2 separate regions of the Homo sapiens genome follow, and region 1 is linked to region 2. A link is a contact called in ENCODE Hi-C data. All regions are on one chromosome and are shown on one strand. Each heading gives the region's core, a stretch centred on a gene start or an enhancer-like site at or near the end of the contact. The rest is flanking DNA. Distances are from core to core; before and after follow the strand shown.

The links. A loop is a pair of places that touch in the nucleus more often than their neighbours do. Pooled maps may share reads with other maps.
Region 1: a pooled map shows a loop between it and region 2 (2.6-fold over the local background). The contact joins the promoter of ACMSD here to the enhancer-like site in region 2. A Hi-C loop is called at or near these places in 1 of 168 maps with a recorded cell type or tissue (GM12878), 1 of 37 single-sample maps with no recorded cell type and 1 of 50 pooled maps.

The regions. Positions count from the first base shown.
Region 1 is chr2:134,835,510-134,840,137 of GRCh38, forward strand. ACMSD (aminocarboxymuconate semialdehyde decarboxylase) reads left to right here and starts at 3,107. Exons shown (of 10, transcript NM_138326.3): 1 at 3,107-3,230. The coding sequence starts at 3,174.
Region 2 is chr2:134,736,628-134,741,425 of GRCh38, forward strand. No RefSeq gene overlaps it. Among named protein-coding and RNA genes, the nearest start is that of TMEM163, 20 kb to the left of the region's middle. RefSeq lists an enhancer at 3,159-3,378. Within about 2 kb of position 2,789, at least 5 of the 41 ENCODE cell types and tissues checked have a DNase peak (open chromatin) inside an H3K27ac peak, as active enhancers do; they include GM12878, where a contact is called at or near this core.

The sequences.
Region 1 (4,628 bases), core at 1,857-4,356, 99 kb after region 2:
AGCAAATTCAGTTTTTATCTGAAAATGTCTTTACTCTTCCTTCATTGTTAAAATTTTACATGGTGTACAATTCTAAGTTCACAGTTAGCATCTCTCAGCCTTTTGAATATATTATCCTATTGTCCTATGGATCTCATTATTGCTCTAGGAAGTATGCTGTCAGTCTAATTCCTGAGTTTTGGAGGCATTCTCTTTCTTTCTCTCTAACAGCTCAAAGGATCTTATTTTGATGTTCTGTAGTTTTCACTACAAGGTTTCTACAAATGAATTTTTGTCAGTTCTTCTTGATACAGGTTTTGATTCCTGGATCTGTTGGCTCACTAGGTCTAGAAAATTCTCAGCTACTATCTCTTGGAATATCTCTTCTCCAACTTCTGACTCCTCTATTTTAGCAATCCAGTTGGACTCTATTTAAACTTTCTTGTTCTAACCTGTGTGTTTTGTGCCTTACATATGCTTAATTCTCTCATCTCTGTGTGAAAGTCTCTCTTCCACTTCATTAATTCTATTTTTAGCTACATCTGTTTAACCTCTCCACTGAGTTTTTAAATTAAAATTATTTTGATTTCATTTTTAAAGTCTCATTTTGCTCATTTTCAAACTTGGTAAACATTCTTGGAGGTTTAAATCTATTATTTATTATATCTGTGGACTCCTGCTCATAGTGACTTTTTTCCTCATGTGTGTAGAATTTTTTTATTGTGAGACAATACTTTGTTGGGGGTGCTTAATCTGTGGCAATACTGAGGAGACAGAATTGGGATGTTTTTCTTCAGGGAGGATTTACATTTCCTTTTTCTGGTCAAAAGTAGTACTAGGGTTTGGATGTAATTTCTCCCTACCAAAACATGTTAACATATAATTGCCAATGTAGCAGCATTGGGAGGTGGTGTTTTTAAGAGGTGATTAGGCTGTTAAGATGGGTTTTTCACAAGCCTGGTTTAGTTCTTGAGGTTGGATTAATTCTCATAGAAATAGATTAGTTCTTCCAAGAGTGGGTTGTTATAAAACTCATTAGCCTCCTTTGTCCTGTCCCTCTTTGCACACATCTGCATACCTTTCTGCTTTTCTACCATGTTGTACCTCAGCATGTGGCCCTCACCAGAAGCCAAACAGCTCCTGGTGCAATGTTCTTGGACTTTCCAGCCAGCAGAACTGTGAGCCAAATGAGTTTCTTTTCTTTATAAATTATCCAGACTCAGGTATTCTATTAAAGCAACACTAAATTGACTAAGACAGGGTGGGAGGAAGTAGGTGAGTGGTACTTTAACTAAAATCTTAGTGGGTGACCTTGAATAGTAATTCTCAAAGAAATTCTCAGAGAAAATTGTTATTTCTTCTCTTTTTTTCCCCTCATAGTGAAGACAGGTTTCATTACAGACTCCCTCTTTTTGGCCAATGGATTTTTTTCCTAGACTACTTTTTCCCTGAGGGTCTAGATCCTTCAAGACTTTTAGTGTAATGAGGGCATTTCAGTTTTGTACAAGCCCATATTATTATCTCCCATTCCCTTGTGGGATATTAACCCTGAAATCTCTAGGAGTCTGAAGCCACATTTTCTGGATTCTAATTCCAGTTCTCCCACACACTATTGTGTAACCATGAACAAGGTACTTCTCCGTGCTTCAGTTTCCTCTTCTATAAAATGAATATTGGTCCTAGTTCTTCCCCCACAGGAATGTTATGAGTAATAAGTGAACCGACTTTATTAAAATTCATGGACCAGTGCCTGGCCCATTGGGAGTGCTCTAAAAATGCTTGCACTTACTTACTCAGTATTAGCAAGTGCCTCCATGTTAGTTTAAGGCTTACTCATTCAGTTTTAGCTCACTGAACTTCTAAAAAAATGGATTTCAAGGATTTCCTTTATTTTCTTTCAAGCTGTCTGTTATAATTTATCCAGAATCTAGCTGAATTACAGAAGGAAGCTTTTTGACTACTCAATTTATGTGTTGTGGAGTCTGAGCTGAAGGCAGCAACCAAGGCAGGTTTAAGGGTTTGCCAGGGGACCTGGGGTCCCTTGAACATTTTAAGCTGTTCAGGAAGAGGAAAGGGTAAACACAGAACAATCAAGGGCTGTTTTGTTCCAGGCTCTCTTTAGAGGCATGACCATATAAGCCCCACTTTCTGCTATATTGGAAGCCCTCCCTGACTGCTCTGATAATGCTAAATGGAAATGGCTACTATCTTCTTTTCCCTACACTTTAGGATATGTATCATCTTTCTCTCAGTCAACCTTACATCGTCAGCATATAGCAGTTCTCCATAAATGTTTGTTAAATGCATGAATGAAGCTGGGTGCAGTGGCTCTCGCCTGTAATCCCAGCACTTTGGGAGGCAAAGGTGGGTGGATTGCTTGAGCCCAGGAATTCCATACCAGCCTGGGCAATATAGTGAGACCGCATCTCAAATTAAAAAACAAAAAAAAAAGGAAAAAAATGCATGAATGAATGAGTCCAAGACAAAGGCACTGGAGGAAAAAACATATATGAAGAGTGGACTCTTTCTGTGATTTAAAATGTGAAACCTCCCCATAACTTTTCAACACGTTAAATTTTCATGAACAAGACAACTGTTAAATATTATTTAAAGATATGGGAGTAACTAACTGAACAAAAAGCAAAATCATAAAAACTGGCTGCTTCTGAATAGTGCAAGGAAAAGTAAGAAAAGGTGAGTCAGGGATCTATCCTTTTTCTGTAAAAGCCCTCTGCATGGTTTTATTTTTAACTACAAACTATTTAATTATTAACTATGTACAACTAAGTTAAAATATTTAAAATGAAAAATCAGTCAATTTTTGACCTGCTGTAAGTCAAAGCATCCTGCTGTGCTTTTGACCTCATACAGTTGAGTACAGTTGTTTTTTTGTTTTTGTTTTTGTTTTTGTTTTTTTAAGTTTTGTGCCAAGAGTCCTGACTACCAAACTGTGTTGACCCAAAGCTTGATTAACAAATAAAGCTTGGTTAACCAAAGCTTGGTTAACAAATAAACAGAACTTTGAACTTTAATAAAGCAGTTCTAATGGACCTAGACTGGGTTGGGCAGGCCTACTGACTGCTGCCTGAAGGTTGCTGTAAAGGGACTAAGTAAATCAATTAACTCCACAGTTTTCACAAAGGTCTCTTGATATCAAAACTTCTTTCCTTGCATGCTTCTCTGATCCTGTGGAGATGAAAATTGACATCCATAGTCATATTCTACCAAAAGAATGGCCAGATCTAAAAAAGGTAATGGTAATTAATTTGCTGAATTATTTCTGAAACTTCTCCAGGGTTTCTCAATGCCTTTCTCTTCTTTGTGGAATTAGATGTCTAGTTTATCTGCTTTGGTGGGGGGCGAGGGGGTTAAATCATTTGGTAGTTCTGATTTTCTAGCTTTTAAAAATGACTTTTATATTTATTTTGAAATAACATTGGATTAAAGAAATAAGTGCTTTCTCAGAAACCCTTTTTTCCCTCAAATGAACCATTCTTTAAAATATCTGGACAATTTAAATAAGGCAGATTTACCTTTTCAAAAATCACATATTCAGCTGCTGGGAAGATACATGCCAACTACAGAATTTAAAGTTACAATTTTAAGTAGAAGACCATTAAAAATGGAATGTGATCGGTTTCAAGGACTTCTAAAATATATCTCCTTTCCAAAATGTTTAAAATAAGTTTTAGAAGCACCAAGAGATAGCTTTGTGAATTTTTTTAGTCTATTTTAGGACACTGCCTGAAACCTTTACTGTTTGATGTTCTTTATTCTATAAATCTTTGTCCTGAAGAACTAGGAAGTAGGTACATCAAAAAACCCGAGAATAAATGACATGAAGCTTTTGCACAGTGACATCTCCTAAGAGAGTATTCTTTGTGTTTCTCTAAAGATGGAAATTTCCTTTTGTCATTAAGAACTTTTGAATGAATATAAAAAGAGGAAGGTGAGGAACATGAAAGAAATGTAAAATTGGCTAGAGGTTTGTTCAGGCTTAATATCAGGTTTTACCCAATCTTCAGCATTCTGCCAGTACTTTCACACCACCGATAATGTTTCAACTTTTTTATCCCAAGTGAGGGAAAATGAATTAACCCAAACTTGAATTAAATGTGGTTCATTGTGCAAATAGATGAAACTATTTTCTTCTCATAGTTGTCTCATTGAAGAATGTTTATCTTAAGTATTTCTTTGTCCATTGGTATCTTAGGTAAGAGGGGTGGTAGAAACTGTGGATTGAAAAACAAAATCTTTGAAAGCCTATCCTATGCACAGCTAACGATAAAAGATAAACCTCTCAACCTGCTCTTCCTAAAAGGACTCTACATGTTTACACAGGAACATGCTGTTCTGAGTGCTGTTGTCCTCATCATAGTTTACTGAAGTGTAAACCACTTCACAATGTTAATGATTTCATGAAGGGAATGCACCAGTTACTTTGTGGGAGTGCATCTGCCTTGTTTAGAAGCTGCATGCAGTTTCTTACATCTTATGGCGCCCACCACTTTCTACCCCTCATTTATGAGTATTTGCCTGATGAATGATGCAATGAACACATTGACTAACTTGTGATACAGGTAATGGAAGCAATAGATTATACTCCCTAATCTGAGAGTTTTAGAAAAATCCAAATTTTAGTATTTGGT
Region 2 (4,798 bases), core at 1,539-4,038:
GTTTCAACACAGTTGTTTAAGGAACCTTTACATAAGGGTGGAAATTTTTGTTCCTCTTTCTCCTCTGTGATGTTTTTCTTCCTCTTTTCTCAGGTGAAGACTGAAAATTCTAAGTTCTCACTGGGCAGAAATGGACATCAAGATCTTCAGATGAAAAGGCCCCTTAATAAGTCGGGGGAAAAAGTCCTCATAGTACTTTAATTCTAAAGTAGTAATCCCATGTGTGCAAGTGTCTGTGCCACCTTGGGAAACTGTGAAGCTTTGTGGCTGTTTATAAACTTGATAATTGGTTCTAACACTCAATGCCTGTTGGGAAGGGCTGCTATTCATCACCTTGACTCTGACTTTCAAGTCCTCCCTTAGTCTGACCTTGTGTTGTCATCTCATGATGCCAATGCCATTGGGATTGGCCCAAATTATTCTTATCCAAACAAAACATAAGCAAGAAAGACCTCTTCTATGACTTTGTAATCTAACAGAACTGAAGAGATGAGTGACTGGGTTCTGGTTCGCCTTGGCCAGAGCTGTGTGTCCTTCTTATACCTCACTGCTCCTCAATTTCTGAATGTCTGAAAAAGCCAGCTGATAGATACTATAGATACTTATTCTGCCTAGCCCAAAAGAAAGCCAAGAGAATAATTATAGAATGCAAATACGAAAAAGAGAGTTAGATGAGGCCTCACAGGTCAGCTAAATTTGGCAAGACTTCCAATTTACAAGTGAGAAACTTGAGGTGCAGTGGTGTGTGCTCATTTGTTATTGCTCCGTAACAAATTACTGCAGACTTGGAGGCTTGAAACGGCACAAATTTATTCTCTTACAATTCTGGGAGTCAGAAGCTGGAAATGAGTCTTATGGGGCTGAAATCATCTTATGGGGGTGTCAGCAAAGCTGATTTTCTCTGGAGACTCCAGGAGAGAATTTGTTTCCTTGCATCCTCCAGCTTCTAAAGGTGGCCGTCACTCCTTGGCTCCTGGCTGAATTGCTCCAATCTCTGTTTTTATTGCCAGTTAGCCTTCTTCTCTCTGACTCTGATTCCCCTGCTTTCTTCTTATAAGGATCTTTGTGATTAAAATAAAGCCACCCAGATAAGCCAGGATAATCTCAAGGTGAAACAGACAGAAATCGATGACAGAGCCTATGCTGGCTTGTGTCAGCAGGAAGGACAGGGTGCACCAGGTGTGGCAGACCCTGAACTGCATCACTGTTGTTAGACTGCTGTTTACTCTCTCCACGCCTTGCTGCTGTCACTTCCTGAATGTCGGCATACTGTATATTACCTCCGAAGGGTCTTTCCCACATGGCAGGAAAGATGAATGCTGACAGCCCTAGATTTGAATCCTTCTAAAAACTCGAGAGGCAGGAGGCTGTCCTTTCCCTTAGTTTCTATAAAACAGTCCCAAGGAAGGGCTCTAATTATCCTGGCTTGATAATGTATGCAAAGTTCAAGTCTGGCAGGAGGTTTTGCACAAACCCAGCTTCCAGAGTTCTGCGAGGGTTCTTACTCTGGGGCTCAAAGCAGCCCTGGCTGCTGCAGCAGTCCCCACGCCATCAGGACAGTTGCAAGGAGAAAAAAGGAGCCCCAATCCCTCACCACTTGCATTTTTTGGTCTAGTCTGGGAAGACAGAACATTGGCACAATTTATGAAAAGCAACTTTGTTACTCACAGTTAAGCAGCAAAAATCAACAGAAACCCAGGGTCCACCATGAGCAGTTCCCCAGGGTTCAGGAATGCTGCCAAGGGCAGATGCAGTCTAAGCATGCCTCACATTACACTCTAGCTGAGGGACTCTGAAAGCACTCCATCCTGGGTTTATATACCCTGGGTACCACTTGGACCACTGAATGCAAGCACTGCAGAACATCCTATTCTAGAAGGAATAAGAATGTAGCCTGGATTGCTCCAGACATTTCCTCCTTATTACAGGATTTTCAGTAGTTTCTGTCTAGGAATGAAAAGCAAGAAGGGGAAGAGCTGGGTCGGCCAAGGTCATCCAGGGACTTATGTTCCTGCAATGTGCTCATTTCTGAGCCAATCTCTGTAACCAGCCAGGGATGGTGCCCTGGTTCAGCCTGGGTCATGTGTCCACACTGTGGGCAAAGCTGGAGGGCAGGATTACTATCAGGAGAAGGCACAGGAAGAAAATCATGCTGGGCAAGGCAAATTCATGGTTACCTCAGCCTCCAGCTTGTCTGAGAGTGTCCCATGGCCATGGTTCATGATGGGTGATGGGCAACCAGGATGAGACAGAAGCCAGGGAAAGAATGAAGATAAAAAAGAGTGGGCCCAGAGGAGCACAGCCCATGAGATTGCACCTCTGGTCCTTGGGAGGCAGTGGTTTCAAAGAGGGGCACTGCAGATGAACACTCCCAACACGGCTAAGGAGGTCAGAGACATGCCACATCTCTAGGACAAGATGAAGTGGGGACAGCCACCTCCAGCTTCACGCTCCCGCTCAGCAAAATATGGACAATAGTTCTGGATTCATAGGGCTTGTCTGAAGTTCTATAGAAGCAGGACCTGAGACACAGATTCTTGGTGCAAGTGATCTCAGAAAGAGAATGTGAGTGGCAAGATAGAAAGAAAAAGGAAGCCAAGAAAAATGTAGATTCAGCTGCATTTTAACCTCTCAGTCTGATCCCACCTCAGCCTGATCCCACCATAGCATGAAGAACACCACAAAGTTATGCAACCTTGAGACAAGGCACCAGACTTTTGCACCCCATATCTGTCACTCATTGTCTGTGGCCACCCCTAGGGGGAAAGCAGGCATTTCTAGGCAAGGTGGCTCCCCTTAGCTGAGCATTCAGAAGAAGGAAGCAGCTGCAACCTGTGAGCAGCCAACACTCAGCTACGGGGTGGTGCCTGGCAGATTAAAGTGTATCTGGTGGGGGCCCCAACTATACCCCTTATGGGGCTATTGTGAGATAATGAAGCTCAAGTCCTATCACAAGGCTGGGAGTTATCATTGTCATCATCATTATCTTATCCCTGTTGTAGAGAAGTAATAAATAGTAAGCATCACATAACACATGCCTCTTGGCTGGCTGCTGCACAGACATACATAGGCAGTAGGAATGTACACAGTCCTTTGTTCATATCCTGTGCCACCCCTGCCATGGACTAGTTATGTGATTTGGGGTGCCAAATTTAGCCCCCTTGAGCCTCAGGGTTCTAATCCATAAAATGGGCTAGGTAACCAGAGCTGGGCTGTTGCAAGGATGACATGAGGTCATCCCCATGGTGCTCTAGGTGCGGTTCTTGGAACAGAAGAAAGCATTCAAGTGACTGTGGGTCATCAGCTTCTGTGGTCAGACAGTCTAAAGCTTCAGCTGACACACATGGAGGCCAAGAAGACACTGGCTTCACGAAAGGCAGTAATATGACTGTGTATTATGTAAAAGATGAAGCCAACTGTGTTTAAGGAAGCAAATCCATTTTCAAAAAGAGGATGTGAAAACAAAGCCTCTAAAGACGTCTGTCTGTTACTCATCAAGACTGTGCCACGGATAGGGCCTTTGCTGTACAGCACCTCCTCAAATGCTCACACAGGCCACCGCTCAGAACAAAGGGGCCTCACCCTGGGCTTCCACAGAGATTTGTCAGCCCGAGGCCACCACCTTTAATTTGGTGGATCAGCTTTTCCTGCCTGTAATCAAAGAGGATAGGATGTGTGTCGAGGTATAGATTAGTTGGGGCTGCCCTGCCCCGCACCCTAATAAAGGTGTAGCCATGAACCTTATTTAGTCTCTCCTAAGCCTCATTTCCTTCTTAGTTAACGGGGGAAAATAATATTTGCATTTAGGATTATTTTAGAGAACTAAATGAAATGGTATTTGTGAACACTTAAATCAGTACCTGGTCTTACATCAGTCCATTTGAATCAGCACCTGCTGCCAAAAAGCAACTATTATTGTGGTTATTGATGTTCATTTTTTCAACCAGTATTTACTGTCTACCATGTGACAACATTGATTTTGGTGGTGGGAAGACATTGGCAAGAAAAAAACATGAGGGTCCTGTGCATAAGAAGCTTACATTCAAGCGAGGAGAGATAGTTAACATAGAACCACGAAAACCTACAGGATGCGATAGTCACATAGAGAATTAAAATAGGACGATGAGACAGAGTGATGGAATAGATCCCTGAGTCTGGCCTCTACTTTAGAAAGGCCTCTCTAAGAGGTGAGGTTCAGGCTGAGATCCAAAAACCCAGATGAGGCCAGGCACGGTGGCTCATGCCTGTAATCCCAGCACTTTGGGAGGCCAAGGCAGACGGATCGCCTGAGGTCAGGAGTTCGAGACCAGCCTGGCCAACCATGGCCAACATGGTGAAACTAAAACACTCTTCTCTACTAAAAACACAAAAACTAGCCAGGCATGGTGGCACATGCCTGTAATCTCAGCTACTCGGGAGGCTGAGGCAGGAGAATTGCTTGAACCCAGGAGGCAGAGGCTGCAGTGAGCTGAGATCATGCCACTATACTCCAGCTTGAGCAACAGAGTGAGACTTCGTCTCAAAAAGAAAACAAAAACCCAGATGAGCAGCATCACTGGCGAAATCACCTGGGGAAAGTATGTTTCAGAGGGAGTGCAAAGGCCCTGAAGTAAAACAGTTAGGCATAGTGGGAACAGGCTCAGTATGTTTAAGGGACACACAAAAGGCCAGGGTGGCTGGAGTATGGTGGGGAAGGGGAGTGGTCAGAGGAGAGATGAGTTTGGAAGAGTGGACAGAAAAGACCATTTAGTTTCATAGACCAAGGTAAAGAGTTTAGCTCTTAATCTAAATGGGATAG